Regions from separate parts of the Mus musculus genome. Here regions 1, 3, 4 and 5 are each linked to region 2. A link is a loop called in an ENCODE intact Hi-C map of the cell type or tissue named here. Cell type or tissue: heart. All regions are shown on one strand. Region 1 has its middle 4.6 kb from the start of Gm39071. Region 2 has its middle 5.4 kb from the start of Micalcl. Region 3 overlaps Usp47 (ubiquitin specific peptidase 47). Region 4 overlaps Arntl (aryl hydrocarbon receptor nuclear translocator-like). Region 5 overlaps Arntl (aryl hydrocarbon receptor nuclear translocator-like).

Region 1 (5,000 bases), 190 kb before region 2:
GAAGGTAAAATAAGATGGCAGTTTCCTAGAACATCGGAAGTCCCAGAGGCACCCGGAGCTCTTCCCTTCCTCACCTTCTCAGTGGGACTCTCAAGCACAACACATCTCTGTCTGAGACAAAGATGACTGCCACCACAGGCAGGGAACACGAAAGTCATCTGTGCTTTTTTCCTCTAACAGCTACATCAAAATAAGTATACGAAGCAAATAAAAATTAATTTGGATACTATATTTTGTTTCATCCAACAGATCTGATGTCTTGGCATTTTAACATGTTAAGAAAATAGAATTCAGAGCTAGGCATTGTGGTACACAGCTGTAATTCCAGTGCTTGAGAGACTGAGACAACAGGATTGTGAACTAGAGTATCCTGGACTAAAACAGAGAGACCATCTGACAAACAAAGATAAACAAAAGAGTAATGTTATCTTTAGCTCCACTTCCCACCCTGGTTCTAAGGCTTTGGGATTCTGTATGTATTTTACTAGATTGGAAACACACAGATGCACACACACACACACCAGCAGCAGTTAGCACAAGAAAGGACATAGGATTCTTTGGTAGTTGGTAGAAGAGACCAACATGACCTGGCAAAGTCACATGGAGGCATTCACACTGGGCCATGGTGGCTGTGTGAGATTTAGAAAATGAAGTGACGAGTGTTTGGCCTGAGGAAGATGGATTATCCATCCCTGTTCTACTGGATCATGTCTGTCTCCCCTCCAATCTCCCCCCATCAGTACACACACACACACACACACACACACACACACACACTCTCATGTATGCACACACAGGTGTGGAGGTCAGAGCGCAGCTTCAGATGTCTCTCCTCAGGCATTGCTCGCCTTGATTTTTGAGACAGATTGCTCACTGACCTAGAACTCACTGAGTAGCCTAGTCTGGCTGGCCAGTGAGCCTGAGATCTGCCTGTCTCCGCAGCAGTGCTGTGATTCCAAGCACACACCACCACACATGGCTCTTAAAAATGATTGTTATTTTAAACAAACAAACAAACAAACAAACAAACAAACCAGGGGTTCTGGAGCCCCAGTCGGACCCTCCCGCTATCAAGCCAGCATTAATGACTGAGATGCTCTCTGGAGTTTTAAAGGATTGACAAAGATCAATAGCAGAAACTTCTCTGGATGCTGTAGAAAAATGTTTCAGGCTGACCCAGTGACCCCATCCCATAAGCCTCTGTGACCCAGTCCCACAGTAAACCTTCCACTGGGGCCCTTCGCTCACCAGTCTCTTCTGAGAACCTCAGAGCCACAGGTGAAGGTGCCCACCTAGCGAGTGGATGTGTTCCCTCATCCACACAGCCTGGTCACAGACAGTCCCCAAACCACAATCCACATCACATGTTCTACTGGGTGTTTGTTTGTTTGTTTGTTTGTTTTGCTTGCTTGCTTGCTTTCTTTCTTTCTTTCTTTCTTTCTTTTTTTTTTTTTTTTTTTTTTTTTTTTTTTTTTGTCTTGACTACCCTGAAACTCACTCTGTAGACCAGGCTGGCCTTGAACTCAGAGATCCACCTACCTCTGCCTCCCAAGGGCTGGGATTAAAAACATGCGCCACCACCACCCAGATTTCCAGTTCTTTTTTATGATTACATTTATGTACTTAGTTTGAGTTGGGGGTACAGGTCACAGCTTGTATGTGGGAGTTGGTTCTCTCCTTATCTCGTGGGTGCTGGGTTTGAAGCTACATGTCAGGCTTAGCAGGAAATGCTTCTACCCATGAGCCATCTCTCTCTAGCCATCTTCAGGTTTTTAGGGCTCAGAATAATTAAGTCAGAGTTGATAGAGCCGACAATTCTACACTTCTCCAGTGGGGAAACTGAGTCCCACTGAGGGAAAGAATGTTGCCAGGTCATGAAGCAAGATTCTCATCTGAGGCAAATGAGAAGGCTCAAAGGGTAAAATAGCACGCCTCACAAGCAGGACAATCCCCGAAACACACAGTAGAAGGAGAGAAACAACTCCCTAAAGTTGCCCTCTAACTTGTACATACATTCCATGGCAAGTACACACACACACACACACACACACACACTATATCCACAGCATACACATAATCACCACTACCACCACCATTATCATCATCACCACCATCATCTCTTCTCTTGGGTCTCCCCCTTCCTGTATCCACTGTAGCCTTAGGCATCTACTAGATGGTCTGGATAAAAGCAGCCATACTCTTATTTATTCATTAATAAATAACAATGGCAAATTCTTTATTAATAATTTATCTCTGGGGTAGGTCGAACAGGTGGGGGCTGACTGACACCTCTCCATGTGGTCTCCACAAGGTCTCCACTGTTTGGGCACTCTTAGTGCCTCACCCCTCCATGCTCTCACCCAGGGTTTGTTCTCAAGGAGGACACTTCAGCACACGCCACAGTGGTCACACTGCTAATTCTTAGGACCATATGAGAAGCACACCCTCTGCCTGCTCCAGCAATCCCAGCAGACCCACAAACATATCTTGTTTCTCCATGTAAACATAGCCTGGAAGTTTATGTAACAGGAGTGATCAGGATCCCTAAAGCCTGGGTTCTGGAATGTTCCCATTCTAGGCCCACACAGTGACAGTGCTGCGTGTCTCCCTTCCTCCTGCAGTTTGGGCTTGTAGCCACTTGCATTCTGCAAGATGTCCAGGAGGTGGCGCCAAACTGATGTCCACAACAGTTGCCTATGAACCTCTTAATCAGAAGGTAGCCCCTGTGTGGAGAAGGAGGGGATCTGCAGGGGTGCTGCCATGCCAACAGATGTAGTTGGCCTTGGTCAAGAGTCCGATCTCTGCTATAACAGGGGTCCTGTTATACACAATGAAGGCCAAGACGTCTCTGCTCATTACTACTGTCCAGTGCTCAGTGGAGACCAGGCTCTGAGTGCCCCCTGTAAGTGTGTGTGTGTGTGTGTGTGTGTGTGTGTGTGTGTGTGTGGTGCCATGCAATGGCCGACAAAGCTCTTTGTACCCTACTATACCTCTGAAGGTGTTCTAGGCCTGGAGCAGGTGGGAAAGCTGGCCCTCATTAAAAACTGAAGCACCTGGCAAGCCAGGGGGGTCAGGGGGAGACAGCTCCTTGAACAGCTGCCTCTGGCAACAAGGAGCCTCACTATTTTGCAGTGGTGATTGCCATAGCAGCTTCACACAAACATACTTGGGAGGTAGGCCCACTATGGTGGCAGGTGCTAGATGCATATAGCTGTTAAATTAATTAATAAAAAAATTCTTTGAGATCCTATGAGATAGGGTATACCATGTTCCAGGCTGTTCGTGAACTTGACAGGTATCAGAGAATGGCTTTAAATTTCTCATCTCCTGCCTCCACCTCCCGAGTGCTGGGATGACAGATTTGTGTGAGCACAGCTGGTGTGGGCAGTGCTGGGCATGGAAGCCAGGGCACATGTCAGGCAGGCTCTCTAACAACTTAAAATTCAGTTCCTGCACACGCCTGTAATCACAGCACTCAGGATACCAAGGCAGGAGGATTGCTGTGAGTTTGGATGCAGCCTGGGATACACAGCAAAACCCTGAAGCGAAAAATCCAGTTTCTTAGTTCCATTAGCCACACTTCAGACACATAGTAGTGGCTAGTAGCTGCTACCAGGCCAGCACAGAGATGAGTATAGACAATCTCTGAAAGTCCTGTTAGACAACATGAACCCAGAACCCATGTCTCCCACCGACAGGGTTTCGTTTGCATGTCGGAGTACACTTGGCCGTCTAACACTACCTTCCAAGGATGTGGTTCCTGCAAGGTTCTTGGAGGTAGGGTCAGGCAGGGCGCAGGCCAAATGCTTGAGTCTACTACTCAGTCTTATGGCTGAAGCTTTGGACAAGCCACTTTGTCTCACTCCAGCTGTGATCTCATCTATGCGGTACAGACAGGATTGCCAGCTGCCACAGTTATTACTAACTAACAACAGGTGAGTCCCCAGCTCTGTTCTGCAGCCCATGTACTCTCAGGCTGGGCTGTCACCATGGAAACCTATGTCTGGCTCACTGGTAGCACGAGGCTTGATTCCAGAAGGAGATGGTCATCTAGGTGACTGGTAAGATATGTGACATGATCAGTCCAAAACTGTTGCTAGGTCCCATCTGGGCTTGTACATGGCCCTGTGGGACAGGACCACAGGAGAGACACCATGCTTACAAAGTTTACATGAGAGGGCCTGCATGGGTTTTGGAACAACAGAGATAATGGGGGAGGGGGAAAAATCAGCCTCATGGTGTGGTATTGGGCAGAACCATGCAAGGATGGGGAGAGACTGGGAGGTTGGGAGGGAGGGCCTGAGCAGACACAGTGGAAAGTGGCCAGTTGGGGGCGGGGACCCAGAGGAAGAGTATCAGAAACTAGGCCATGTTGCTGCAGTTGGGTACGGCATGGTTTGGGTGGGGGGCAGGGTGTGTGTGGGGGGCATGTATTGGAAAAGACGAAGCCTGGAGACCAATGGTGTTGGTTGCAGAAAGAGGAAGGCTGGGGGACTGTGCAGCAAAGGTGACCTCTCCTCGGTGTGTTTCCTCTAGCCAGCGTCTCCAAGGCTTGAGAGCGGAGGCTGACACCAGGCTAGCAGCAGACAAGCCAGGAAGTTCTTGTCCGCTTCCAGTGGACACTTCTCCTCCAGACCTTGCCTGTAAACACTATTTATTTTGGAAAGCAACTGCTCTGTTTTCAAATAAAACGTTGGGACATGCGGTATTGGATTTCCCTGATCTGACATTGACCTAGAAAAATGTGCTGGCAGGCACAGAAAATGTGATGGCCCACTGTGCTGGCAGGCACCAGTGTCTGCTCTTGGCTGCCGACTGACTGCAAAGGTTAAGATGTGAGAGAGCAGGCGGGGCCTCCTCCCTGCTGGGGGCAGGTTCTTGCCGCAAAGAAGAAGGCAGCTGAAGGCTAGGTGACAGTGTGGGCTTCTCAAAGCCTGTGTGTGCATGGTCATGAGGAGCAAGAAGAGAGATACCCAGTGAAGATGGGACATAGGTGGACC
Region 2 (5,000 bases):
GGCACTCCTCCAACTTACTAGATCCCCAGCCCTGAAGCCATGTTCCTTCTGTTCTGTCCAACACTGTAGCCTGCTGGGACTGTCAAGGCAAAGTGTCCCAGCCTGGGAGCCTCATGGAAATGTCTTCTCTCACTCTGAGGGCTGGGGTACATTGTATGGCAAGACTTTCTGGGGAGATGCAACACACAAGTCTAGTCACCCCAGGTAGGGAACCCCCAAAGTTCAACTTGGTGAACCAGGAGTTTCATTGATGCTACCTACAGGAATATGGGTAAGGGATTACTCTAGGAGCAAAAATGACTCAAAGACAGCTCACCTTGGTGTGGGTGACAGTTTACAAAGCTGGGGGCCTGGAGTACACTGCATAGCCTGCAGGCAGCTCAGCAGGTTGGAGAGTGTGGTTTCCAGGCACCCTGGTTGGTCTGAACCTGTCCTGAGCAGCTCAGCTGCTTTCTGCTCCTTCCCAGTGGACTGGTCGCAGAGCCTTTGTTGTAGCTAAGTTTTTTTGGGTTGTCTTGGCTGCTTGGTACCATCTCCCTCCTTTCCCCCTCCTCTTTCTCCCTTCTCTCCTCCCCCCCTCTTCCCCCTTTCTCCTCCCTCTCCCCTTCTTTCCCCTCTCCCCCTCCTCTTCTCTCTGTCTCTCTCTCTCTCTCTCTCTCTCTCTCTCTCTCTCTCACACACACACACACACACACACACATCTGAAGGAGACTCTCTCAGCTTTTTTTGCTTACTCTGGTAGGAAGGGTCTAATGAATCTGATCAGCTTCAGGAACTTCCTGTAACCTTCCTCCTTCAGTATAGGAGGAAACTGTCACAAAAGTAAGAGATAAAGGGGTAGCAAAGAAGAATTCTCCTGAGGGCACTTAGGAAAGGGTCTGTCTCAAGCCTCTCCCTGGCCTGTAGATGGCACCTTCTGTTTACAATGGCAGTCATCTTCTATACACGTTTATGTCCCAGTTTCTTCTTAGAAGGGCACCAGTCATAGGATTAGGACCCACCATAATGACCTCATTTTAACTCAATCACCTCTTTAATGGTCCTCTCTCTAAAAGCAGTCATGTGCTGAGGTATTGGGGGTTGTCTTTTTAGCATAGAAGTCTAAGGGGACATAATTAAGGATGTGACAGAGCTAAGTCTGGGCCCAGGCAAAGAGGTAGCTGACATCTTTGCTTCAGGCCCCAGGACTGTGAGAGGGGCTAATGAGTAGGGCATGGGATGTTGAGGGGTGGGGGGAGTGTCTAGAGCCTCTGAGCCACCCTCCTCTTCCTTCTTCCAGCTCTGATACAGAATCCGACTACGGCAGCATCACAGCCCCCTGTGCAGGGGCCTATGAAGAAAGACCTCAGCTTCCAGAATCCCCACCTCTATCAAAGCCCCTAACCCGGCACATCTCCCTACGGGAGAACCTGACCCAACCAGTCTCTCTGCTACACGAAGAGCCACAAGCTCTGCCTGGTGAGTAATGGGCCCTCCAGGTTTCATTCAGGGACACAGAGTGGAGCGGGGACCCTCAAATCCCAGAGGATGTAATCTTTGGTGAATGAAGTACACACAGGGGAGTGGTCAGGACCAGACCTGGACTCTGTCTCCAGGAGCTTTGGATTCACAAACATTTAGTAGTCCTGGGCCTCTATTGGCTGTCGTAGATAAGGAAATCCAAGTCCTTTGCCTGCAACAGCCACCCTGTGTCTCAGGGGTCCCTCGAGCATCCCATAATTTCTGAAGGTAGGAACATGGGCCTAGTTGCTATGTGACCATAAGTAAGTCAGTCTCCTAGAAACACTTGAGCATGTATCTCTTGAGCATGTAATGTCTCATGTGACACAGGAGACATTACAGGTGTGTGTGGAGGGGTGCAGGGGTAGCTGAGATGCACCCGAAGTTGACCTATAAGATGATGAATGTACTTTTTCTACCTGGACCTTCTCTACGAATGACCCCTTTCCATCTCTAGGTTGATTTGAGAGGTGAGTAGCACACAGCTCATTCTTTGGCATATGCTGTGGTCTCTAGCCAATGAGCAACGTGGCCAGGGCTGGTGACCCTACTCGCTAAGCTCAGGCCACCTAAGAACTTGCCTTTAGTAGCCCAGCTTTTGAAGACTCAGCAGCATGTGAGCAAATCAGGATGTCCTCTGACTTCCTGGGGACCCTGGCAGAGCCTGGCAATAGAAATCTGCCACCCTAAATCGCCTGCAAGAGCTGGTGGTCAACTTGTCCTGCACTGCCCTCTGGTGGCCAAGAGCAGAATCTCTAGCTCTTCTCACCAGTGTGGGGTTTCCCAGAAGCCCTGGGCCAAAACAAACACAGAAACTTGTATAGACATTTCCAAGCCTTGGAAACTCTGAATTTAACCTTCAATGTGAGTCTTTAATAACTAGGAAGTGGAAAGGCACAGTATGTGGCTAATGCCTATAATCCTAGAATTCAGAGAGTTAGGCAGGAGGATTGCCATGTGTTTGAAGCCAGACCAACCTGCTCAACAGGAAGACCCTATCTCAAAACCAAAGCAAAAACAAAACAAAAACCCACTAATCCTAACCCTGACAGAAGGGAAGTCTCCCGGCTGTTCACCCTTTTCTCTACTTTTCCTCTCTCCTCAATGGGGCATTAAGCACCTTTCCCAGAAGCTGTAAATCGGAATTATGAGTTTGCAAAAAAGAAGGCTCATAGATCCACAAGAACAAAGCCAGTTTAGGAGGTAAAGACTCCTGAGAGGCAGGCCATGTTCTAAACACCCAATGTTATGAAGGAAACTCAGACTGTTGCTTTCACTGGTGAAGAGGAAAGCAAATTGGTTTGTAGGTGTACTGACACGACTTTTCTCAATGCTTGTCTGAGTTTGCGTCTCTGCTGCCATGATAAAACACTGACCAAAAACAGCATGGGGAGGAAAGGGTTTATTTGGCTTACAGGTTATTGTCTATTGTCTATAGAAGCCAAGACAGAGACTCAAGGCAGGAACCTAAGGCAGGAACTGGAGCAGAAGCCATGGAGAAACATTGCTTACTGGCCTTCTTCCCTGGGCTTACTCAACTATCGTTCATATACAGCCCAGGCCTACCTGCCTAAGGATAACACCGCCCACAGTGGGCTGGGCTCTCCTACATCAATTAGCAATTGAGAAAACACCCCCACAGGCCAATCTGATGAAGGGGATTTCTCTTTCCAGATATGTCTAGGTTTGTGTCGTTTGCAAAACCCTAACCAGCACAATGCTTAACTCTGCAGAAAGCCTCTATTTATGTCAGATAAATGATGTTGAAAGATGTCATGTCCTTAACAATGTCTGGTTTTTTCAGGCACCTTGTGCTGGCAGGGAAGGGCATGCCAAGACCTGACTCTGTGAAGCACAGGTTGGCCCTCAGAATCTAGAGAAGTCTTGGCAGTAGAATAAAACCAACTTTATTCTACAATGAGCTTTTAAGCAAAGAGAAAAACAGGTAGATCGTTTGACTTCCATCTGTTTGTTGATTCAGTTTTTAGCAGTCGTCATGATGATCGGCAGACAAGCCCCAGTGCAGATGTAACATTACATACAGAGATGCTACAATGTAGATATGACGTGTCTGTCCTCAACCCTCAACCCATGCCAAATGCTTGTGTGTTGCAGGCTTGATCCCTAGCTATTGACGGTTAATTAAATCATGAGTGGTGATAACTTGTCAATGAGGCCATAGCTGAAAGGCCCATGAGACTGTGGGACCTGGTTGGGGCAAGTAGGTCACTGTGGGTGTCTCTCATAGGCGCATCTTAACCCCAGACTCTTCCTCCCACTTTCCCTGCTTTCGGGTGGGACTGTTCGATCCACTATATGATGCTCTGTGGCACTGCACACCAATAGCGATAGACCTAGCTAGCTATGGACTGAACTCGCTAAAATCCTGCTGGCTAGTAAGTCTTTCCTCCTTTAGACAGTCTGCAGTTCCAGGCGTCAGAGTGATGACGCCTCACTTTCCCAAACAGCACAGGATAAACCTAGCTAGTGGATCTCATGGAGGTCCACCAGCTAATATGCTTACTGCATCACTGCCTCCCGGTAAATTCAGAGGAACCCGGGTAAGAGCTAGGTATTGTTTGTAAGACTCCTGATTTATATAGCTGTGATCACAGCAGTGTTATCCACAACAACCCCAAAGGGAGACAAACCCTCTCTCCATCTTTCTAGGCATATTTTTTTATTTTTTATTGGTTGTCTCTGGTTTTACTCCACCCTTTTTTTCTTATAAAAGAAAACATTTAACTGGGGCTAACTTCCAATCTCAGCAGTTCAGTCCATCATCATGGCGGTGTCCAGGCAGACATGGTGCTCTAGAGAGAGCTGAGTATTCTACATCTTGCTTCAAAGGCAGCAGCAGGAGACTCTTCTACAGGCTGCCAGGAGGAGGGTCTCTCCACACTGGGTGGAGCTTGAGCACAGGACCTCAAAGCCCACCCCCACAGTGATGCACTTCCCCCAACAAGGCCACACCTCCTAATAATACCACTTCCCATGGGCCAACCATACTCAAACCACTACATTCCACCCCCTGACCCCCATAGGCTTGTTCAAACACATGAGTCTGTGGAGCCCATACCTCGCCATACCATAATAAAAAATACATTTAGTCTAACTTCAAAAGTCCCCATAGTCTATGACAGTCTCAACAAAGTATAAAGTTCAAAGTTCAAAGTCAGTTTTACCCTTTTATAACACATGAGTAAATGTGAAAAGATAACGGCTTTGATAGTCCTTTAGCTTAACAAGAGATTTCTAGGTCTGCCTTGGCATGCCAAGGAACCTTCCATACTCTCCTAGTTCTTCAACCTAGAACCCTCCCAAGATGAGGATGTGATGCAACTTAAATCCTTGTGTCACAGAAACTAGAAAACATTCCCTTAAACTCTCTGTGTCTTGATCAGCGTTCCACTGCTGGGGACAGGGAGCAGGGGGAACACTGAGATAGACAACTTACAAGCAGGCAAGACTCTGGCTTGCCGTGGTGGGATGTCAGTCTC
Region 3 (5,000 bases), 280 kb before region 2:
AGGTTTTTGGTGACTTACCATTTTAATGTTACCTAAGGGGCAAGTTAGCTTACAACAGATAGCTGTCATGTTACGTTACTCTGTATCCACAGGAAATAGAGTTTCAAATAAGGGTTTATTACAGTCTTCTCTTCCAAACTTTTTCTTCTCTCTTTAGAACTCCCTGATGTATGAGCTCTTCTCAGTGATGGTGCATTCAGGGAGTGCTGCTGGAGGACACTATTATGCTTGCATAAAGTCTTTCAGTGACGATCAATGGTACAGTTTCAATGACCAACATGTGAGCAGGGTAAGGCTCCTGAAGTGGAGAAGTTAACTCAGTGTCAGGTGGGGTTTATTCAGAGCCGAGATACCTATGGTGGTATGTCTCAAGTTCCCATTGAACAAGCCTTTTTCATTGTTAGTAGTGTCTTTGTTCTGCTTTGTAGAGCTTGTTACATGTTTCCAAAATAGACTACCCTTTCCTCTAGCCCTTAGCCTTCCTTATGATTGATGTGGTGCTAGGAGTCTTGAGCCTGATTCACCAGAGCAGCCACTGATAAACTCTGAATTATCAGTATGATCCTTCATGGAAATGGCATGACACATCTAACTCAGACACTAAGAGGTTGGATTAAAGTTGGGCTTAGTGATTCACCCCCACAGTTTCTAGTACTGGGAAGGTCGTAACAGAGGATTGTTCAAGCCCAGCCCAGGCTACATATTAAGAACCTGTCTCAGGCCCAGGGGGAACTATTAAGTTACATATTTACATAATAACCTTTGTGTTACTGGTTTTTACAAAAAAAAAAAAAAGTAACATTACAACTTTTTAGATAACACAAGAAGACATTAAGAAGACACATGGTGGGTCTTCAGGAAGCAGAGGCTACTACTCCAGTGCTTTTGCAAGGTAAGCAATAGCATGAACTTCAGTGTTGGCTCACTAGAGTAAGTTTAGCTTCTCTGTGGGTCTTACTAAGAAAGCCTTACCCAAGGGTCAGCAGACTGCAGGCCATGGACATCTGTTCATAAGTTTTTGGCTGATGTTTTCCCACTGTAACATACCTTGAGTTGCAGTACAGACCATCTGACCTACAAAAAATGAGGGTTTAATTTGGTTTGGTGTGTTGTGGTATAGTATGGTTTGGGTTTTTTGAGGCATGGTTTCTCTGTAGCCTTGACTACCCTGGAACTCTCTCTGTAGACTAGGCTGGCCTTGAACACACATAGATCTGCCTGTCTCTGCCTCCTGGGTGCTGGGATTAAAGGTGTGTGCCACCACCAATCAGCAAGACTAAGGGGTTTTTTTTCTTGCTTCTTTCCAGCAAAGCAGTTTGCCCAACCCTTACTTAGCTGTAGTAGGCATTGTGACACACACCCTACTTTATTAAACTTCATCATGTTACCAAAAGGAATGTTTGAACCTTCTCATACATGTGCCATTAATGACAAAAAAGGGTTTTCCTTTTTTTCTGGAATGCTTTAGTATTAGTGTGTCAGTGAATGGTGGTATGACTTTTTTTCAAATAAAGATTTGGTGCTTATAAATAAAAGGTACTGTCTACTTTAAAGGACCTGCTAATCTTTGTTAATTTCTCCTAGCTCAACAAATGCATATATGCTGATATACAGACTGAAGGATCCAACAAGAAATGCAAGTATGTTAGTCTTGAAAACACAGATAACTGCTTTTAGGTGATAGAAAAGTTAACACCTAAGAATTTTGTTATGCCTGGGAAAGTGAATTAAAAACACTGTTATGAAGTAATACTAAGTGATAAAAACATTTTACAAAAATCTATAGATCTGGACATAGTGATAAGTGCTTGTAATTCTAGTTACTTAGAGAAGAAGGCTGAATGAGGCGGAGGCGGGGGTGGGGTTACAATCCTGAGGCCTACTGACAGTTTAACAGGATCTTGTCTCAAAAATAGTAATTTTAAAGAAGCCAAGGCTATAGCTCAGTGATAGAGTTCTTAGTTAACATTCATAAGTCCCAGAGTTCTGATAACCAGTACTGCACATAGGCAGGCATGCAGTCACACACAAGCACACCCACACACAGACAAACGTTGTTGGAAAACTTTTAACAGATTAGGTATTACTTTAAGCTAATACCCTGTGCAGCATCACAGTTCACAAGCTGTGTGTACTAGAGCAAATCACTTGACTTTTCTGAGTCTTTGCAGATTTGTAGACTGGAAATGATGACACCCTGTAGGGTTGTAATACATGAATGGAAGCACATGTTAGGGTCTTGCAGCATAGCCAGTATGCTTGTTTCAGTTTCAAGCTTTCGGGTCTTTTAGTATCTACAAAGTTTGAGAGGACTCCAGATGGCCTGAAGTACTGCAGAAATTGTTTAAAGATCCAATACATTTTTGTGAATCTAGTAAAAAAAAAAAATTGTTATATTTTATTAAGAAACCCAGGGTGGGCAGCAAGATGGCTCAACTGGTATAAGATGCTGTTGCCAAGCCCCATGGCCTGATTTCAATGCCCAGAACCTTCAGAGCTGCCCACTGACCTCCCAAAATAATCCTTAGTGTTAAGTGTGTTTGTCCTTTTCTTTATATTTTTGAATGTTACTACTTTAAATTTTTAGTTGGGGGGGGGGTCCTTGCTAATTCTTACTGATTCACAGTATTGCAAACATGTTAGGATGTGTGTATGTTTGTATCTAGACACATACACAGATGATGAGTTATCCTATATTCTTTTTATAATTCAAATAATCACTGACTTTGATCCTAGCATATTTATTTTTAGTAGCAGATGTGCTCATATATCTGTTTCAACCATTATATATTTTTTTCTCATTTTCATGAACAAAAGTTGGATTGTGGCCTCACCAGTGTATGTTTCAGGACCTGTAGTAGTTTGGCTTAGAGGCACAACTAGGGTTGTAATCCACGCATCCTGTGGATCTTGCCCTTGAAGCGCAGTGCTTCAGCCCCTCTTGGCTAACTAATCCACTCTGGTTCTGTGGCAAACACCAGGGGGCGCTGTGTTACCAGACTGGGAATGCTTTGTAGCTACTTGATTGCAGGAAGGTGTATACAGCAGTGAGGGTTAAGGGAAGTGTGGTGGGAGGGCGGGTGTTGTTTAGACTGGAGTTGATTTCTGGAAACATTGCATTTTTACTCTTTACCAGTCCTATTGATGAATAATACTGATAGTCATTGTTTTCCTTAAAAATCAAACAGTCATTGGCTTTATTCAAGTGTCCTGATTTCATATTGTTTTGAATATGCTTTTAAGTCACATGAAACTGTGCCCAGTTCTGTGCCTCTGCCTTCTTTTGTTAGAAGGCAGCTGAAGAGCTGCATTGAGGAGGAAGGGAAGGTAGTGATGCTGTAGTGATGCTGTAGTGAGTGTAGTGACAGTTTCAGGAGTAAACATTTACTCAATTGTATTACACCAAAGGCAATAACCTTTGGGCCAGGGGCTTTTAATAAATGTAAGGAGCTGAGGGCTGAAGTAAAGTTGCCCAGGGCCACAGAGTTCCTTGGTGAATTTGAAATAAAAAATGACTTGTAAGTTTCCAAGGCTTTTAAAAATTTTGGTATCTTTGTTGGGTTCTAGGATTTGAGCCATTTACTAGATCTGAATATGGTCTCACTATCAGTACCTCTTCACTATTGCCTGAAAGAATGTCTCTGCTCCACATTGAAAGGAAGCACTGTAGAACAAAAAGTGTACAGGAAACTGCTCTGAGTGACACTGTTTTATGTTCCTAGAGTTTCTAGAAGTGGACGAGTACCCAGAACACATTAAGAATCTGGTGCAGAAGGAGAGAGAGCTGGAAGAGCAGGAAAAGAGGCAACGAGAGATTGAACGCAACACGTGCAAGGTTTGATTCCATGTTTGTGAGTGACAACTGCTGCTCAGGTTTGCTCTTCTGACCACTGTCGTTCTGGGGATAACTCAGTCAGTTCTGTGGTCATTAATCAGGTAGTGTGGCTTCATCACAAGGAGAAGTGTGATTTGATACTGAAACCTAGTGATGTGTAGCATGGTGGGCGGTCAATGTTTCTGCAGCAGTGTGAGGCAGGCATTCCCATATCCTGAGTACAGGAGGACTGGGAAACATAGAAATAGAGGCATACTTCAGTTACTGTCCTTTTACCCTCACTGTTCTCTTGTAAACCTTACACAGGACTAGGGACATGCTCAGAAGTTAAAGGCACTGGCTGCTCCTCTAGAGGACCTGGCTTCAATTCCCAGAACCCACATGACAGTTCACAACCACCTTTAACTCCAGTTTCAAGGAATCTGACATCCTTTCTGGACTTCAGGGGCACCAGGCACACACGTGGTGCAGATAGACATGCACGCAAGCAAAGCACCTATACACATTAATTTTTTTTAAGTATATTCAAAACTTAATATTCTTGGAGATAATTTCTCTTAGAGAGATAACCTTGTGAAATTCTTGCAGATATTATAAAAATTTTGAGAAGCATATTAATCAGTCTTTTCCAAATTAGAAAAAAAAACATAAATAAAAAAATTGCTTACATATAATTATATGGTTATTGAAAGTAATGTTTTGAGTTTTTTAAGACATAAGACTTAATCACTGTCAATCAGTTACAAATACAGACAGTAAGAAAAAATAGTCTCAACTATGTTTTTTGGTTTTTAATTACATTGTTTTGACAATGAAGAAAAGTGCTATCTGCCAAAGGATTCAGCTGAGACACTTGATCTAGTGAGTTGATGGTGGTATTTTCTGTTTTGTAGATAAAATTATTTTGTTTGCATCCTGTGAAACAAGTAATGATGGAAAACAAGCTGGAGGTTCATAAGGATAAGACGCTAAAGGAAGCCGTTGAAATGGCTTATAAGGTTAGTGGATGGTTGGACTTAATTTTGGTACCACCAAAGCTTTATAGTTGGAATAGATGATTTAAGTACCTTGAAGTTAACTGTTCATCTTCCTCCGTCCTCCAACTGTTCTTTGAACTATACTCAGTTGATTTTGAAAACTAGTCTGCCTTCTGAATCCTGAAATT
Region 4 (5,000 bases), 880 kb after region 2:
GGATTGTCCACATAGGAGCTTGTACAATTTCCCATACTCGTCATTGTCAATCCATGTGCTGTGAGAAGCAGGTTCCTCCTGGGTGGTCATTTATGTTGTAGGGTTGACTTAAATTAAGTGTCACAAAAGTGACAGAAGAAAGTATGGAACTCCTTATCCTTTCAGGGAGTGTGTGTGTGTGTGTGTGTGTGTGTGTGTGTGTAGGATTACCTTGTGAAGCTGGTAGTGTTTGTAAACACGCCCCCAAAAGAAGAAAAGTACCCACAAGCCTGGCTCTTTCATCAGGGACTGCCCTCAAGCCTGCCACTTCCAGCTGCACCTCCATACCCAGGGTCAGGCTGTGTACTCTCTGTCTCCATGTCTTTGCTCCTTGGCAACTGTGGAGGGCTTAGCACATCTAAAGGATGCTGTGTCTAAGGGCCGTAGCACGTCTTGGTAGCATTTGGAAATACCTGCTTCTGATGACATTTGCGACTTGCATTTATTTCTCATAATTGGGAAATGGATTCACGTACTAGCGCTAGCCTGGCCGTTTGGTGAGCTGCACCTGCTGCTTTGCACATGAATTCAAGGCAGAGCTTGCAACTAGCAGACAGCCTGGTGTGCGTGGGGGTGCTCGGCCCAAAATATCAGATGGATTGGAGTGTTGTTGTGGTGTATAGATTATAATGGGGATAAACTTAGCTTCTGCAGAGATTAATGTTCTCAATTCAGGTCAACTCCAGTTGCCACTTGTCAACTTAAAGACTTGGGGGATTTCAGTTTTAAACATTGTGTTCCCCTCTCTCCCTCTTATCTATTCAAGTGTCTGATTCTTGGGTTGGGAAACGGCAAATTCCAAGGACCTTACCACTGCCAGGCCCAGACTTGCCTGCGGGCCTTTCTTTGGAACTGTTCCAGAGAACCGTGGAGTAGCCTGCTGTTGCTAACAGCGACGGCTATGATGACTGTCACCACCAGAGAGGAGGCCCAGAATTCTCCACCCTGCTCCGGCTGTGGTTGTCAGTGCTTCTGAAGATGGGTCGGGACCTGGATTTGGGTTGCAGGAGCTGAGCCTGGCGTATATTAATTAGGTGGTTGATGGAAAAGTTCTTCCTGACGAGTGGGTTCCTCCTCAAAGGTTGTTACTCTTTGCTGCTTCTAGATTCTAAAAGCCGTGGGTGCTCACTGTAGAAGCAGGGTTGGAATGTTGCATGCCTGGCTTTCAAATTCATCCCCATTGCTTACTAAAGATGAGCAGACAGGCACCCTCCCTGAACTTTGCTTTATCCCATTGTGCACAAAGACCAGTTTCATAGCATTGCATGGGGGCTCTCCTGTTCCAGACCCCTGCTGAGGTCTGTGCACATGCTCATTTCCTCTGTGGGTATGTACAGAGTACTCACTGAAGGCCAGAGATGTTGCCGTGACTCTGCCGAGGGAACCAAGCAAAGCAGAGAGAGTGTCTCTGACCTAATGCTCAGGGGCTAAGAGCAAACACTCATATGTACATGTTAACAGTTAATAGATAATAGAACCCTGTGACACATACAATGGTGGAAAGGACCACTTTGGTTTGAGGCCTCTCTGAAGGGGTTCAGTGCTTTGTGGCCCCCGCTTCCCAGCATTCCTGGAGGTCCACTTCGAAACCCTGTCCCTATAACTATATTGGTCTACACTATGAGTTTTGGGAGCCGGCCCACATTAACACCTCAGTTCTCTTTTGAGAGGTGCCAGCTCACCAAGAGGCTGCCATTCAGAGTGGATCCTTCCCTTCTGGGGTGGGAACTGGCTCCCAGAGCATCTCACTGGCCTCAGATGATGCCCTTTGAGTCCACACCCAAGTGAGCCACCAGCGAGCAGGGAGCCTCCTGTTGGGAGGCAGATTGCTTCTATTCTAGCCTGAGCTCATTTTGCTCCACACTGCTTGGAGCATCCTGGTTTCTAAGGAGCTGGAAGTAATCTCAGTGACACATGGCGCTCACAGACTGCTTCTTAGGCAGTCCTTTAAGGGCTCTGCAGTCTGGTGAATGCCAGAAAGCACTGATGTTTGAGCTGCTAATCAGTAAACCCAGGACCCTGCCCCATGCACCACTGCTTAGGGTGTGGTGAGGACTTGTTGAAGGACCATTTGAGTCTCTGCACTGGGTAGTGGTGCCCCCTGCTGTTCACGAAGCAGCTGTACAGCAGGGCCTGCAGTATCTGACTCACCTGTCATGTTGACAGCTGACCTACTTTTGTTTGACCTTGATTTGTTGAACACAATTAGAAATGCTGCTGGGACTGCACTTCGGCTGCCTGATTTTAAAAGTCTCAGTGTGACAGCCCTCCATCTTAAATGGACACCCAGCCCAGGCCAAAGGATGGTTGGGCGCATAGTGAGTTTTGCAGTAACCTTTGAATTGTAATTCTATCACAAGGAAAAGGCTTAATTCAGGAACACAGATCTGTTATTTGGGACTGGCTGTGAGGCCAGAGCAGCAGGCCTGGATTCCTTGCTACAGGCAGCTTAATCAGGAAATGGCCTAGATGGCTGCCTTTCAAGTAGGTCCTTGCAGTAGCTTGGCAACAGGCACAGGGTCATAATTGGAAGAATTTGGCTCTGAGTGTCTGTGGGTGTTTACAGTGCACTATAGGGCAGGGCTTCTCTTATTTATAGAATATTTAGAGCACCGAGCAGCAGAAGGCTGAAAAGCCACTAAATCTCAATTTAATTTTAACAAATTCTATCTTTCCCTTCATCCCAGAAGGAAGACTGAGTTATTAAAAAAACAGTTAAAAAAATCACTGCAAAGCTTGCAGAATCTAATTATGGGGTTGCCAGCATCAGCCTGCAGCCACTCTCGAAGGGCTTTGTAAATCAGCTGTCCATTGAGTCTGTGAACTTACATGACTTCGGTTCTTCATTTAGATGTAGAGTGAAAGTATTGGCAAGTGAGGACTGATCAGGAAAAACTTCTGGTCTAAATCAGGAGACAGAAGGGATAAATATAGCGTGGCGCACTTCTGCGTCCTCGGAGGGAGATAAAAATCACTCTTCATTGTCCCTTATACTTAGCTGCACACACACACACACACACACACACACACACACAGATCCCAATATTCTAACCACCCATTTCAGGAGTCTGGCTCATTGCAGCAGCAGATCTGTGCCACCCTGAGGAACCACTGGGGTTGTGTTGTCTTGTGGGCCCAGCACTGGGTGAATGTTACCCTGTAGTCTCAGGAAGCCCAAAGCCTGTGCATTTTTGGCTGTGGTCTTGTAGCTAAAGCCAGGAGGATCTGCAGAGACCCTCAGGTTCAGTCCCACCATACTGTAATCACTATTCCAGAGGGGATGCTGCCCAGATTAAAGTAAGTCACAGCAGAAGGGGTACTGGGGTGGGGGGAGCTCCAAGCTTCCTAAGCTCCCAACAGTGCCCTTTTGTGTGACAGACACTCAGGACCAATGACTAAACTGATTTGTGTTTTGCACCTCTGGGGGTGGAGTGGGGGTCACAATCCTAGAAGACAAAGACACTAAGGGAGTTGAATAGTTTTGATGGGTAGGAAGAATGAGTTACAATGGACACCATTAGTCATGTGCTAGGGATGACAAGAATGGGAATTCTGACAAAGGTGACTTCGGTTGATCCTTGACGTCCCCTCCCACAGAGAAGCTCTATGGTCGCTGTAACGTTTCCTCGTGGAAGCAGGTGCAGCACATGTGCTGTGCATGTAGAGGAGGCACGCATGGGGCAGACATCAGTGGGCACAGTGGGGGTGGACCCTGAGACTCTAGGGATGCCTGAGGGAATTGCATAGGGCTATAGACGAGAGCCAACAACTGGTGCATAGCCAGGACCAGGCACCCTGGGTCCCACAGAGTGCCTTTTTGTTAGACAGCTGGTGGGTAGCATGAGTCCTGCCAACCCCACCTCAGCAGAGGTTAATTCTTTCTGGTCACTAATGCCAGTGAACTGGACTTGGTGTGTGAAACCTGTGTCTCTTTCTTGCCCTGAGGCTGAGAGGGGCAGGGGCCCACCAGAGACCTTTCCGAAGGAGGTGACTATTAAGAGACTATTAGTGGACAATGCTGGAGGCCATTGTCTTAGAGGAAGGAGGCAGGCCAACCTGCCTCCTTAGACCTTAGAGGAAGAGGTAAAGGCCTAAGTGAAGCTGGTAGGAGAAGAACAATGAGGTGAGGAATGGTTCTTGGTGAATGGGGGAAGTTGTAACCAAAACTGTGGGATTTGGTTACAGTCGAATGAAGTAAAGGATAGAGGAATGGAGAGGCTTGAACTGCCCTGCCAGGGCTTGGGCAGATCCAGCTGTGGGCAGATCCAGCAGCCTAGCTTACTAAGTACAGTCTCACTTAGTGGAATTTTAGCCAGCCTAGCCAGAGATCCTCCTAATGTCACCAGATGTTGCTAGAGGCAAACGGAGTACCTGGGTGTCCCCAGAGTTGTTTCTGTGCCGTCTTTTTCTCTCTCCCTGTCTGACACCCACAGCCACTCTCAAGTGACTGAGCTGAGACTATGTGAATGACCAGAAACGAGTACAGGAAATACTTGGAAAATGGTCCACTAGCTATAGTTCAGGAAATATAATTTTTTTCTTGAATTGTTTTGTTTCAATACAAACAACATTTGTTGGCAAATAGTCCCTAGTTCTAAATTTATTTTTAGTTTTATGGTTTATAAAGGCAGCAGTGCTCCCTAGATACCCACTGTTGGAGTAGTACTCTCTTCTCCACCACCCTCCCCCTTGCTCCTGGTCTTTTCTCTGTCTCTGTCGTAGGAACTTGCTTTGTGCACGTGGGCCCAGAAGGTACCCACTGGTAAGACCTAGGGCATGTGTCTGTGGTTGTGTGGTGAAGCAGTGGGGAAAAGCAGAAGGTGAAGAACCCTGGATCCTTTGTAGAGAGGATGCTGTAAGTGAAGTCAGGGTCCTGGCTTCCAGGGCCCATCAGAGCATGTGAGATAGGCTGGCCCTCTGCTTTGTACTTGAGCCCCCTCCACCATCAGCCCAGTAAATGA
Region 5 (5,000 bases), 900 kb after region 2:
TTGTATCTGGAGTACTAGAAACTCCACTGTCCCTGGATGGCACACTCTGGAGGGGAACATTAAAGGGGGGAGGACCTTAAAGGTCCAAGAATCCCTTCAACGTCCCACAGAATAGATGCTATGTGGCAGAACTTTCAGCAGGGCTGTTTTGTGTATGTACTTTCATTTTTAAAAAGTGTGTGTGTGTGTGTGTGTGTGTGTTTATGTGTGTGTGTGTGATGTACATGTGGAAGTAAGAAGTTGGTATCAGATATCTTCCTTGATTATCTTTCACCTTAATTTTTGAGGCAGGATTTCTTCATTAGCCTGGAGTTCACTGATAATCTAGACTGACTGGCCCGAAAGCTCCCAGGGTCTGCCCATCCTCACTCACCCCTCACTACCACTGTGTGACTATGTTTGACCCCTTCACTATTCCCCCAGCTACTGTGTAACTATGCTTGACTTTTTACACAGGTGCATGGGGGTGGGGGTGTTGGTCCAAACTCAGGCCCTCATGTTTGTGCAGTATACACTTGCCTGACTGAGCCATCTCTGCACCCAACTCATGTTTTCTTGTTTGGTACCCAAATATATGGCAGATAGGACTACTTGTGAAACCCCAGCCTCTGCCAAGTTACTCCCTCTGACTTAGTTTCTTCTGTAACATGGGACAGAACATTAGCTTTCGTGATGGCCACGGAGGAAATAATATATAGCTCACACAAAGGGCTTGTTACCTGGCAGGTGTCATGCTAACACTTTATACAGCTCACTGAAGAGGCAGGGACTATGGGCGTGCAGGTCAGGAGCCCATGGGACACAAAGGCCAGGTCCTGTGCCCAGTATTATATTGCTGGTGTGTGTTGGACCGGTGGCTCAAATGCCTGATGGGCTTGCGTTTTGAAACCTGACTACCATCTCCCATCTGAAGATGTACAGTAATTCCCACTTTTATAGAGCCCCCTTAAACAAGAAGGCAGTGACGTCAGGTAGTGGTGGCACATGCTTTTAATCCCAGCACTTGGGAGGCAGAGGCAGGTGGATTTCTGAGTTCGAGTCCACCCTGGTCTACAGAGAGTTCCAGGACAGCCAGGGCTACACAGAGAAACCCTGTCTCAAAAACCAAAAAAAAAAAAAAGAAATGTCTTAGTTAGGGTTTCTATTCCTGCACAAACATCATGACCAAGAAGCAAGTTGGGGAGGAAAGGGTTTATTTGGCTTACACTTCCACATTGCTGTTCATCACCAAGGAAGTCAGTCAAGCAGGTCAGAAAGCAGGAGCTGATGCAGAAGCCATGGAAGAATGTCCTTTACTGGCTTGCTTCCACTGGCTTGCTCAGCCTGCTCTCTTATAGAACCTAAGACTGCCAGCCTAGAGATGGTCCCACCTGCAAGGGGCCTTTCCCCCTTGATCACTAATTGAGAAAATGCCTTACAGCTGGATCTTATGGAGGCACTTCCCCAACTGAAGCTCCTTTCTCTGTGATTACCCCAGCTGTGTCAAGTTGACACACAAAACCAGCCAGTACAAGAAGGCAGTGCCCTTCTGGGTGTCTCCTGGATACCTGAAGGGGAGCTGATGTCCCTAAGACTCAGGTCACTGTGGTCCCTTTTCTCACACTGGGAAATGATCACCTCCGTGGCTGCTTGTCCTCTCAGTTATTCATGTGACATTCTGACTGCTCCACCTTCATCCTGGGCTGTTTGAGTTTGGGCAACTGCTCAGTCTATTAGGTTCAGGTACTCCCCACCCCCAGGCACTGGAGGGCTGTATGTCCAAGCCAAGACCAGGAGTTCTTTCTAAATGCCTGGTGGTGGGATGGGACAGGGTAGGCTGGGGTTGGGTGGAAGTGGGTGGGGTGAGGTGGTTAGGAGGCCTGGGGGCAGACGGGAAACCATAGCTTACTCTCATTTTACTTGTCAGGGAGAAATAAGGCAAAGGCTACAGGTACATGTGTTGGAGCAAGCTTGTAGGAAATTATAGACCAGACTGTTCTGTGAGGCCAGTCTAGCCTGTGGCTTCTCCCTAGAGCCCTGGCTTTCTAGATTAGCCCTCCGTGCCATCCAAAAGTGGAATTCTGTGAACTTTCCTCCTTCCAGTGTATCAGAGGGCTTTTTTTTTCCCCAAAGGGAGGCCTTGTCTTTCTTCACACAGAACCCTGTATTCACAAGTCCAGCCCCATAGCTCCAAGTATGATCTCAGTTATGTTCAACCTCAGGGTTTCTGAGCACTTCGTGCTACTGATGGGACTGGGCATACAAGTGCCAGAAAGGCTCTGTCCCCAGGACCTGTAGAGCCAGTGCTTTATAGCCCTGGCTGTCCTGGAACTCACTTTGTAGACCAGGCTGGCCTCGAACTCAGAAATCTGCCTGCCTCTGCCTCCCTAGTGCTGGGATCAAAGGCGTGCGCCACCACGCCCGGCGAGCCAGTGCTTTTCAGAGTAAACTACTCTATACTCCTTAATGTCCACCCTACACCTGTAACACCTGCTCCTGGGCCCCACCCCTTCACCTTCAATAGCCTGCCACACCCACACCCACCAATAAACTAATAGTTATTTTCTCCTCTATTCTTCTCATGAAGAACTGAGATACTGGGCTGCCACCTGCTGGAACGTTGTTGTAATGGCACCTAAGTGCACCAGCCCTTCCTGGAGTTGGGTAGTGTGCTGCTGGGCAGCTGCTACCTGTTGCATTGGCTTGCTGTCGTGCATTTATTTAAACACCCCATCTTTCCGACTACACTGAAAGAGTCTTGAACGTAACAACTTTGAATTTCCATTGTGGCTGTATTGACCTGGCTTCTGCCAGAGGTGACAGAAGAGCTTGTTGAGTAGCCCTAGTAGAAATGTTGGTTGCCTTAGGTTCAGGGGATTGGCTTCAATTGGTGAATGTTCTCTGAACTTAGAGGTTGCTAAGAAACGTTTCTGAGTTCTTCAGAGCCTGTCAGTGTCAGGGGCTATGGGGCGGGGCATGTGATGAGGGACTGGCAGAGGGGATAGGACCCCATCAGCCTCTGGCCTGTTCAAAGCTCCCATCTTCAGAACACATCAGAGCAACTGAGAGAGTACCAAGGCAGACAGACCTCATGCAGTAGAGAGTAGGCTCTCCAGCTAGGGAGGGAAGGCTGCCCTCTGGAACACATTATACCTGGGGTAGGCTCCTTGTAGTATAGGTATGCAGAGGTAACAATGAGAACTAGGCCCTTCTTGGGAGCTCTGGGCTGTGGGACAGGGTAGTAGTCATGGCTCTCTCTCATCCTACTCTATTATTAGACCACAGCATCAAACACTTCACACATCTCTTAACAGAACTCCATCTAGCAGTCACTCTGTAGGTGACACTGAGGGAAAAGAGGAAGTTGTGTCTTCACTGGGCTCCATTTAAAGAGAGATGCCTCATTTACAAAGCCTGTTTCCTCAGAGGCTCTGGTCTGCAGTGCTACACAACTCCTCAGAAGTCCTACATCACTCTAGCCTGATCTCAGAAGACACTCTTCTGTCCCTGGGCCTGTCCTGATGTGCTCATTCATAGATTTCTGGGGTTATCCACTGCAGGCTGTTTCCCTCTTTGCCCTGGCTGCCAGCAAGCTCCGAGTGGACACGTTTGTTCTTTTCCTATGACTTTTCTGAACTAAGGTTTGCTCTGGTGTATGCTCCCTCCACTCTGTCCCCAGGACTGCTTGTTTCTGTGTTTGCTTTGCCTTTGAATTTTGCTTTTGGGGATGGATTTTAGCAGAAGGATCAGCAAGCAGTAAAGCCGGATGCCTACCCCAGCTTGCAGTCCCCACTCTCTGGCCATACATCCTGAACAAGGTGACTCTGCTTGTCAGTTCTTTATTCCTTCCTTGGAGAGTTGGGTCATGACCACAGTGAATGAGTTGTTGTAAAGGTCAGTCTTGTCCAGGCCTGGCTGCCCTGTGGCTCTAGGACCTGAAAAGCTACACTAGCAATGGGACCAACTCTTAGGGAATTCCTAGGACAGAAGGGTTTGCTGGGATGCAGGCATTTCAGCACTGAGATGGAGAGTTCCAAGGAAAACAGATGGATTGGTCATTCTAGTTAGCTCTCTACCTTTTCTCTCCTCACACTGCCCCCTCCCCCTTCCCTGATGCCCTGTTGCTATGGCAGGTGTCCTGGAAGGCTGCAGCTTCCACCACTCTTGCTGCAGCTTCTGCTGCTGTTGACTGCTGAGACTGAGGCCCTGCTGTGTTTGCAGCTGGCAGTGCAGTCAGCTCTGGGGGCCTCTTTTGCAGCTTGGCCAGCTACATGACTCTTACTCACCTGCCAGATAGGCCACTCCCCTGCTCTTTGGTTTGGTGTGCCAGCTTCCCGTTGTTCTGCTGCCCTTGCTCTTGCCGCCACTCCACTGTCATTGCTCGTGCTCATGGCACCAGCTCAGTCACTCCACGAAAAGTGGGTAGGAAAGGACTGTGGAAGAGAAGCTTTGCATCGGGCCTAATGTAACAGCAAGAGAGACAGTGCAGGATGCTAGGTGCGCTGGGGATGTCTCTCAGTTAGCTGACTGTCATAAGTCCGTCTTCTGTGACTGGAGAAGTGTGTTTGTACCAATCCTAGTAAACTCTACATTCAAGGGAATGCTCTTGTTGGCATTGTCACAATGCTGTACTTGGCTTGGCCACAACAGAAGTGCCCCTTCCTAGACTTAGACAGAAATGGCTGTAGGTTCACTTAGAGTTCACTGAGGCTTGTAGTAGCAAAAAAAAAAAAAAAAAAAAAGTCCGCCACAAATTGTTTGGAACTGTCCTAACTGGAGCTGTGCCTTCAGAATCCAGAGCAATTAACCGAGACCATCATGCAGTTTCCTCAGAGCGTCCAGGGAGTGTTCCAAAGCGCCATTGCTGGCGTGCAGCCATCGGCCTGCTGTTCGGCCATATTTACTGCCCATGTGCCCAAGGTAGCCAGGGAAGCTCGAGAAGATCTAAAAGCTGTCAGTTAGGGAGCTTTGCCCAGTGTCCCAGATTCTTTGCTTATTTACAGGAAAACGAACCCTAGGAG

Evidence for each region. A loop is a pair of places that touch in the nucleus more often than their neighbours do. Peaks named below come from ENCODE experiments on the same cell type or tissue, not always from the same donor. Only the 100,000 strongest peaks of a DNase experiment are listed, where the experiment ranks them.
Region 1: a loop joins it to region 2, with 7 times the contacts of the local background. A loop is called at or near these places in 36 of 42 quality-filtered maps.
Region 3: a loop joins it to region 2, with 11 times the contacts of the local background. A loop is called at or near these places in 25 of 42 quality-filtered maps.
Region 4: it touches region 2 in a loop (2.6-fold over the local background); 4 of 42 quality-filtered maps call a loop at or near these places.
Region 5: it touches region 2 in a loop (2.4-fold over the local background); 4 of 42 quality-filtered maps call a loop at or near these places.

The regions. Positions count from the first base shown.
Region 1 is chr7:112,180,756-112,185,755 of GRCm38, forward strand. No RefSeq gene overlaps it. Among named protein-coding and RNA genes, the nearest start is that of Gm39071, 4.6 kb to the right of the region's middle. In heart, a CTCF peak has its summit at 2,656 (motif pointing right); DNase peaks (open chromatin) are centred at 2,656 and 4,626; H3K27ac peaks cover 2,443 bases.
Region 2 is chr7:112,367,001-112,372,000 of GRCm38, forward strand. It overlaps a transcript of Micalcl not described here. Among named protein-coding and RNA genes, the nearest start is that of Micalcl, 5.4 kb to the right of the region's middle. In heart, a CTCF peak has its summit at 2,239 (motif pointing left); a DNase peak (open chromatin) is centred at 2,221; H3K27ac peaks cover 1,140 bases.
Region 3 is chr7:112,082,273-112,087,272 of GRCm38, forward strand. Usp47 (ubiquitin specific peptidase 47) reads left to right here. Exons shown (of 29, transcript NM_001357952.1): 13 at 158-289; 14 at 816-892; 15 at 1,585-1,640; 16 at 3,723-3,835; 17 at 4,729-4,833. Among named protein-coding and RNA genes, the nearest start is that of Usp47, 61 kb to the left of the region's middle. In heart, a CTCF peak has its summit at 2,973 (motif pointing right); a DNase peak (open chromatin) is centred at 2,989.
Region 4 is chr7:113,248,744-113,253,743 of GRCm38, forward strand. All of the region lies in intron 2 of Arntl (aryl hydrocarbon receptor nuclear translocator-like), which reads left to right. All of the region lies in intron 2 of Gm33721 (a long non-coding RNA gene), which reads right to left. Among named protein-coding and RNA genes, the nearest start is that of Gm33721, 10 kb to the right of the region's middle. In heart, a CTCF peak has its summit at 2,153 (motif pointing left); DNase peaks (open chromatin) are centred at 938, 2,158 and 2,508; H3K27ac peaks cover 3,998 bases.
Region 5 is chr7:113,265,930-113,270,929 of GRCm38, forward strand. The region is part of intron 2 of Arntl (aryl hydrocarbon receptor nuclear translocator-like); the gene reads left to right. Among named protein-coding and RNA genes, the nearest start is that of Gm33721, 6.7 kb to the left of the region's middle. In heart, a CTCF peak has its summit at 2,599 (motif pointing left); DNase peaks (open chromatin) are centred at 2,582 and 4,872.